Regions from separate parts of the Homo sapiens genome. Here region 2 is linked to region 1. Evidence: read pairs that join two places in POLR2A ChIA-PET (ENCODE). Cell type or tissue: OCI-LY7. All regions are shown on one strand. Links, peaks and the distances in the headings refer to the core of each region. The heading gives the core; the rest is flanking DNA.

What was found. Peaks named below come from ENCODE experiments on the same cell type or tissue, not always from the same donor. Only the 100,000 strongest peaks of a DNase experiment are listed, where the experiment ranks them.
Region 2: POLR2A ChIA-PET joins it to region 1 with 6 read pairs; 3 of 35 experiments call an interaction of 5 or more read pairs at or near these places.

The regions. Positions count from the first base shown.
Region 1 is chr1:192,613,445-192,617,853 of GRCh38, reverse strand. The region is part of intron 2 of LOC105371664 (a long non-coding RNA gene); the gene reads left to right. The region is part of intron 1 of LOC107985241 (a long non-coding RNA gene); the gene reads right to left. Among named protein-coding and RNA genes, the nearest start is that of RGS13, 20 kb to the left of the region's middle. In OCI-LY7, for the core only: no CTCF peak of the experiment used is centred there; a DNase peak (open chromatin) is centred at 2,593; H3K4me3 peaks cover 746 bases; H3K27ac peaks cover 392 bases.
Region 2 is chr1:192,432,401-192,436,809 of GRCh38, reverse strand. No RefSeq gene overlaps it. Among named protein-coding and RNA genes, the nearest start is that of RGS21, 120 kb to the right of the region's middle. In OCI-LY7, for the core only: no CTCF peak of the experiment used is centred there; no DNase peak of the experiment used is centred there.

The DNA.
Region 1 (4,409 bases), core at 192-4,191:
CAGATAAATAAGACACAGTCTGTATGCTTAATTGCATTTTGCATATTTTTTATGACTTTAATCTCTATTTGCAACAATTTAGGCAGGTTTACAGATTAAATAAGTTCTGCATATACATGCTGATAGACGTGAATATAGCGAACAAGACAAAGATAGAGAGTTTTACTTGGGCAAGCTTGAGTTAAAGAGTTGCTAGATAAACAAATCCCAAATAAGCAACATGAATCATGGTCAATTATGACATATGGAAGCCCTTGATGTACAGATAACCAATTTTGGTGTTAGAAAGAGAAGGACCTATATTCCCAACTGAGTCATCAAACTATGTGCATGATTATGAACAAGTTACTTTATATTATAAATGTTAGTTTTCTGAGGAAAATTATTATAAGGATTAGTAATAACTAATACATCTCAAGTGCTTAATAATTGATAAATTTTATTAATATTATTTTGTTGCTGATAATATTTTCCCATGATAATGCCAATTCACTATATATACCTTTAAAAGATTAGTGATCATGGCCATTATTTGAGAACAGTGTTTTCACTTATAATGGAAAGCAGTATTTTATCTGTAGTTACCCCTAGCTTATGTACACTGTTGCTGTCAATTCAAGGAGATTGTAAATGAATGGGAAAGAAGGTGACTATTTTTATTTCCAGCAATGTTTTGAACCAACCAAGTAACTGAAAATGCTTCCATTACAAAACAAAGAGATTTTCTGGCTAAAATAGTTTTAAAATTATTTTAAATTCATGGTTGCTCTTACTAGTAAGAAAGGAAAATTCTCAATTTCCTATACAAAGTGGGAATTGAAAATCATAATGGTAGGATGGAAAACTGGAATTGTGACTCAGCCTGGCAAATAATCTTTTTTGTTTCTTTCCTGGTTAAGGAAAAAGAAGGAAGCTAGCACCTGGGGTATGATGCATGTACATGTGGGAAGTTTGTATTGAGATCCACCAACCCTCTAATCTGTGTTTTTCAGAGGGATAACCATCAGAAATAGGTTGAACTAGAAAATATCTTTCCAGTGGCATAGGAGACAACAAGAAAGCTTAGCTCTCTTGGCCCTGGGCTGCAGATGAAAAAAATGAAGCCTTCTGTGATAATTTGTAATCATGGTAATGGGATTTAAATTTACCCTATCCATGAGCTCCTAAAACTCTCAAGTGAGGAATCAATGTAAAAATAGTTTGGGCTGGTAATATCCTTGGGGCACCTAGCAGAAAGCAGACAATATATCCCCGGAATGACATCTGTAAACACAGGCCACACAAGACTCCTATGGATAAATCTATGCTGAAGATGAGCTTAATATCCAAAATTTACAAACACACAAGCAAACAAACCCTCATGAAAACATACCAGATTAAAAAAGAAGCGAGATTAGATTCCTAAGACCTTCAGCTAATAGAATTGCTGAATAGAAACTATAAAACAAAAATATTTAAACTGAATAATCTATTTTAAAAAAAGATTCTCAATTTTGAAAACAACAAAACCTTATTTCAAAAGATTAAGCAGATGTGAAAACAAAACAGATGACTTTTGGAGGTAAGAAATATAATCACTAAAAAACAAACTAGTGGACAGATTAAGCAACAGATTAGCTAAAGGAAGAATTTGTGAACTAATAGATGGACCTAAGAACATTATTCAAAAAATAGCATGATGATATAATAAGATTAAGTATGTAAGGTAATTTGGTGAGAATTTTCATATCTAATAAAAGATTAATAAGATTCACTATGTTTAAATCCTGAGCAGAAATCTATCTATCTATCTATCTATCTATCTATCTATCTATCTATCTATCCATCCATCCGTTTATCTATCTATACATCTATCTTTATATCAGTACCTCCACATGTTGATACAGCATGATAAAATTGTAGAATTTTGCCAAAGTAAAAGAGAAAAAATTAATAGTAATTAGACTTAAATAAAAGATTGCTTTGAAATAATAATTGCAGATACCTCAGCAGCAAAAACAGAAACAAGAAAATAATGGAAAATTTTATTCAAATATTAAGAGAAAAAACTACACATTCTGTATATATTTAAAGTTCTATACGTACTATTTGATTCTCAATGAAAGATTCAAATGCATATACTAAAGAAAGAAAAAAATTAGAGCTACAGGGAGATTGAGATGCAAAAAAGAAATGGTGAACAGAGAAAATGGTACACGTGGAGTTTTACATACACAACTATTGTTTGTATGAACAATAATAATAATTTCAGTGATATGAAAAAAGTGGAACTAAAATGCTGCCAACAATAATGAGAAGGTTAAGAGGGGCTTCATGAGAGTTAAACTGTCCTGGCATCCTTGTAGTGGGAATAAAGTAGGTATTATAAAAATAAACTTTATACTTTGCTATGTGTATATTCATGCCATAGTTTTGTGGGTTTTAAGGGTAAGGAAATCCCGCCACTCAATAACACAAAAGCCCAATTAAAAAGAATTGTATAGACATATTTTCAAAGAAGACATAAAAACATGTAACAGATATATGAAAAGCTACTCAGTGTCACTAATCATCAGGGAAATGCAAGTCAAAACCACAATGAAATGTCATCTCACACCTGTTAAGAGGCTACTGTCAAAGAACCAAAGACTAGTATTGGTGAGGATGTAGAACAATCAGAACCCTTGTACACTCTTGATGGGAATGCCAAATGTTGTAGCAACTATGGAAAACAGTAAGGAGTTTCCTCAAAAAATTAAAAAAAACTACCATGAGATCTAGCAAATTTGGTATTTAACCAAAAAAATTGAAATCAGGATTTTAAAGAGATATTAGCATTTCCATGTTCATTTCAGCATTATTCACAATAGCCTATATATAAAAATAACCTAAAGAGCTGAGAAAATGGATAAAGCAAATGTGGTATATACATACAATGGAATGTTATTTAGCCTTAAAAAAGAAGGAAATCCTGCAATATGCAACAAAATGGATGAATCTTAAGGAAATTATGTTAAGGGGAGTAAGCCAGTCACAGGACAAACACTGCATGATTCCACTTCTATGAGAAATAATCTATCTAAAAGAGTCAAACTTCTAAAGGCAGAGAATGGTGTGATGGTTTTCAGAGAGTGAGAGAAGTAAGAAATGGGGAGTTGCTAATCAATGGATACAAAGTTTCGGTTATGCAAGATGAAGAAATTCAGAGATCTGCTATACAACATTGTGCCTATAGCTAACAGTACACTGTATTGTATTGTACTGTACACTTAAAAATCTGTTAAGAGGGTGGATTTCATGTTAAGTGTTTACACCACAATAAAATGTAAAAAATAGAATTTAATCTTCAAAAGATGTCTTAAAAATTCCTCATGCGTTTAGAAACTAAAACAAAATAAAACAAAAACACACTCTAAATAATGAATGGATCAAACAGGGAATCAAAATAGGAACTGGAAAATGTGAATAAAAGATAATAAACATGTCGTGTATCAGAATTTGTGGGAGAATGCTTAAGTGATTTTTTTTTTTTTTAAAGAGACAGGCTGCAGCATAGTGGTGTTATCATAGATCACTGTAACCTTGAACTCCTGGGCTCAAGCAATCCTCCCACCTCAGGCTCCAGAGTAGCTAGGGCATGTACCACATGACTTTTTTTTTTTTTTTTTTTTTTTGACGGAGTCTCGCTCTGTCGCCCAGGCTGGAGTGCAGTGGCCCGATCTCGGCTCACTGCAAGCTCCGCCTCCCGGGTTCACGCCATTCTCCTGCCTCAGCCTCCCAACTAGCTGGGACTACAGGCGCCTGCCACCACACCCTGCTAATTTTTTGTATTTTTAATAGAGACAGGGTTTCACCGTGTTAGCCAGGATGGTCTCAATCTCCTGACTTCGTGATCCACCTGCCTTGGCCTCCCAGTGCTGGGATTACAGGTGTGAGCCACCGGGCCCGGCCCGCCATGACTATTTTTTTTTTTTAAAGTTTTGTACAGATATCGTCTGGCTATGTTGCCCAGGCTGGTCTCGTCCTCCTGGCCTCAAGCAATCCCCCCAGCTTGGCCTCCTAAAGTGCTAGGATTACAGGCATTAATGACTGTGCCAGGCCTAAAATGATTTTTTTAAGGATAATTTATATGACATTAAATGCTTGTATTTTAAAAAGAAAGAAAACTGCAAAATAATGAGCTATGTGATCAACAAAGAAGATAGGAAAACAGTACCAAAAAAACATATAAATCAGAGGGAAAGGAATAGTACACAGGTAAAAGCACAAATTAATGAAATAAAAACAACTGTCATAATTTAATAGAAAAGGAATACAAAAAGGGTTAAGAAACAAATTTGTTTCTACGTAAAAATAAGGAAGTCTTTCTGACAAAAGTGATATAGTAGAAATAGAGAGATGACCTTTAACAATATTAGGGATAAGAAAAG
Region 2 (4,409 bases), core at 148-4,147, 180 kb after region 1:
AAGCTATTAGAATTGTCTTTAAGTGGAAAGAAATGAAACGAGAAATTTATAAAATTCTCCAAATCCCACTTCTCAAACATCTTTTCCGTCAGATTCCTCTGCTTTTGAATGGAACCCATTGTTGATAAAGCCATACAAGCCTTGTATTGCAGAGGTTTCTTTATCTTGTGCTTGACAGAGAAAAGACTCATTCTTTGCAGGCGTACATGCACAGCTTGACAGTATTGAACATTGTAGATTTTAAGTTCTATTTAAGTATTAGTTCCCATTAGGTTGCCATATTTAGAGGGTCAGCCGTCTTGGTATTGTTTGCAAAGAATATGCTCATTCAAAAGAACTCAATTTAAAAGTACATGAAGACATCAACAAGAATTTTTCAAATACTCATTTATCACAATCATTGTCTCAGTAATTCTTTCATTAAAACTAAATCATAGATGAATAATGAATAATAAATAATTATCCCTTTTGTTTATTGCTTTGACGAGAGAAACTTCCATTTTTCCCTTTTTCAGGTATTTTTAATTCTCTGGGTAAATATTTATTTGCATGTTTTCATCTTTACTTTGGATTGATTTTTATTGATTTTTAAAATATTAATTTAAAAGTAAAATATAACTCATTTTCCATCACATTGAAAAATCAAACATTCATATCCTGGCTTACACAGCCTACATGATCTAACACTGGCCTCCCCCAGCCTAATTTTCTGACCTCGAGTTAAGCCATTTTTCAGTACAATTAAACTCTAGCCCTTAACTCTTTTTTTTTTTTTTTTTTTTTGCTTGTCCTTCCTACTTGAAAAGCCTTAGCAGCCCTAGCACTACCAGTCTCCTCTTCCTGGAATGTTCATCGCTCTAATCATGCCATAGCTACTGTTGCAGATAAGTTTCCCAGGAAACAGGCTCTGAGGTGAAAATTAAGATGCAGAGAGTTTATCAGGGAGTGCTGTCAGGGTCAATGTTTTGCAAGACAGGAAAGCAAGATTAGGCACAAAGAGAAGTTGGGCTTCAACACAACCTCAGTAAAGTCCTTAAGTGGCCTCATAGGGAAATCGAGAGCCCTAAGCGTTGTCTGGAATTGGATCAAGGAGGTCAGGACTTTATTCTGCATCATTAATTGTTAGGGAATGCAAGATGCTCATGGAAGTAGTGTGATTGGGCAAGAAAGGTCTTTCCAGTAAAGAACATTTCCAGAGGGGCCTAATGACTGAGAGTTCTCAGTCATCATTACTTCCAGCAGTGAGCGGAATATCCACTCTAAGTGGATCTTCATAGGGTCCAGTCGGCTGCCTTTTTCTGTCTTTTTCAGATCTCAGCCTAAATGTCATCTATTCAGAAGGGCTTTTCTTTTTCACTGTGGAAGATCCCCAGTGAGTTACACCCTGTCTGCCCCTCTCCTTAGCTGTGAGTGTTCTCATCAATAGGACATGGCAAAGGTGATGGGCTACCACTCCCACGATTATGTTCAGCCATTCAAAGCTTTGCTTTAGCTGGCCAGGCAGGGTGGCTCATACCTGTAATCCCAGCACTATGGGAAGCTGAGGTGGGTGGATCATTTGAGGTCAGGAGTTCGAGACCAGTCTGGCCAACATGGTGAAACCCCAGCTCCACTAAAAATACAAAAATTAGCTGAGTGTGGTGGTGGGCACCTGTAGTCCCAGCTACTCGGGAGGCTGAAGCAGGAGAATCGCTTGAACCTGGGAGGTGGAGGTTTCAGTAAGCTGAGATCGTGCCAATGCACTCCAGCCTAGGTGACAGAGCGAGACTCTATCTCAAACAAACAAATAAAAAACAAAATAAAACCTTGCCTTAGTTGACTGGAGTCAGAGAGTCTCTTGCTGGCCTGGAAGAAACAAACAGCAATGGTGTGAACTGCCTATGAATATGAAGCCATGTGCATATAACTACAGGCTATCTCTAGGATTTGAAGGCTGCTTCCAGCTGATAGCAATCATACCATCAGGCCATCATGAAGGCCTCCCAGTCATACCATCATAAGGAAATGAGTTCTACCAATGAATGGTCTAGTGAGTTTGGAGAGGGGCCCTGAACTCCAGAAAGAATGAAAATCAAAACAGTGAGATATTACCTCATACCTGTTAGGATGACTATTGTCAAAAAGTCAAAAGATAATATGTGTTGGTGAAGATGTGGAGAAAGCTAACCCTTATACATCGATTTTGGGAATGGAAATTGGTACAGTCATTATGGAAAACATTATGGAGGTTTCTAAAAAGTTAAAACTAGAACTACCATATGACACAGAAATTCATTTTCTAGGAAAATACCCGAAGGAAATTAAGTCACCACCTTTTAAAAAATATATCTGCACTGTCATGTTAATTGCAGCATTATTCACAATAGCCAAGATTGGAAACCACCTAAATGTCTATTGACGGATGAGTGGGTAAAGAAAGTGTGTAACACATACATACATACATACACACACACACACAGATACGCAGTGGAATATCATTCAGCATTCAGAAAGAAGGAATTCCTGACATTTGGGATAACATAAAAGAACCTGGAGACATTATGCTAAGTGAAATAAGTCAGTCACAAAGAGACAAATACTGTGTGATGTCACTTGTATGTGGAATCTAAAAAAGTTGAAGTCATGTAAGTAGAGAAGAGTGGTTGCTAGGAGTTGAGTGTTGGGGAAAATTAGGAGATATTGATTAAAAATGCAGTTTCAGTGATAAGATAAATTCTGGAGTCCTAATGTACAGCATGGTAACTATAGATAATAATAATGTATTTCATACTTGAAATATGTTCAGACAATAGATCTTACGTATTCTTATCATTCAAAACAGTATCTATGTGAGGTGATGGATATATTAATTAACTTGACCATGGTAATCATTTCACAATACTTAAGTATATCAAAACAAAATTTTGTACACCTTAAATATATACAAATCTTAAAAATTATTAATACATAATATTTGTACATTTTAATGGGGTATACATGATATTTCATTATAAGCATAAAATGTACAATGGGCAAGCCAGGATAGTTAGGGTATCTAGCACCTCAAATATTTGTCATTTCTATGTGTTGGGAACATTTCAAGTCCTCTCTTCTTGCTATTTTGAAATACACAACATATTGTTGTTAACTATAGTAACCCTATTCTGCTATCAAACATTATAACTTTTTCCTTCTATCAAACTTTATGTTTATTTAATCAACGTCTCTTCATCCACCCTCACCCCCCACAATGAATGCACTATTCCCAGCTTCTTGTAACTATCATTCTACTCTCTTACTTCTATGAGATCAATGATTGTAGCTCCTGTATTAGTAAGAACATGCCTGTCTTTTTATGCCTGGCTTATTTCACTTAATATAATGGATTCCAGATCCATCCATGTTGCTGCATATGACAAGATTTCAGTGTTTTTTTATGGCTGAATAGTATTCTATTGTGTATATATACTACATTTTCTTTATCCCCTCATCCATTGATGGACACTTAAGTTGATTCCATATCTTTGCCATTGTGAGGCTGCAATAAACATGAGGGTACAGGTATTACTTTGATATACTGATTTCCTTTCCTTTGGATAAATACCCAGTAGTGGAATTGCTAGATTGTATTCTAGTTCTAATTTTAGTCTTTGGAGAAATATCCATACTGGTTTCCATAATGGTGCTACTAATATACATTCCCATCAGCAGTATATAAGAGTTCCCTTTTCTCTGTGTCCTCATCAGTGCCTCTTATTTTGTGTATTTTTTGTAATAGTCATTCTAACTGGGTTAAGATGATGCTTAATTGTGATTTTGATTTGCATTTCCCTGATGATTAGTGATGGTGAATGTTTTATCTTAAATACCTGCAGGCCATTTGTATGTCTTCTTTTAAGAAATGTCTGTTCATGTCCTTTGCTTCTTTTTAATAAGATTATTTGTTTCTATTTCTTTGCATTGTTTGAATTTCAAGTATATTTGGATATTAGTCCCTTTCCAGATGAATATTTTGTAAATGTCATCTCCCATTCAACAAGTCGTCTCTTTACTTTGTTGATTGTTTGCTCTGTTGTGCAGAAAGTTTTTAGTTTAATATAGTCCCATTTGTCTATTTTTGCTTTTGTTGCCTTTGCTTTTGAAGTGTTAGCTATAAAAATCTTTGCATAGACCAAAGTCCTGTAGTGTATCACCTATGTTTTCTTCTAGTCGTTTTATAATACCAGGTCTTATGTTTAAGTCTTTAATCCATTTTGAGTTGATTTTTGTATATGGTGAGATATAGAAGTCTAGTTCCATTCTTCTGCATATAATATCCAGTTTTTCCAACATCATTTATTGAAGAGGATATTCTTTCCTCAGTGTATGTTCTTGGCAGTTTTCTTGAAAATGAGTTGGTAATTAAGTGTGTGGGTTTTTTGATGGGCTTT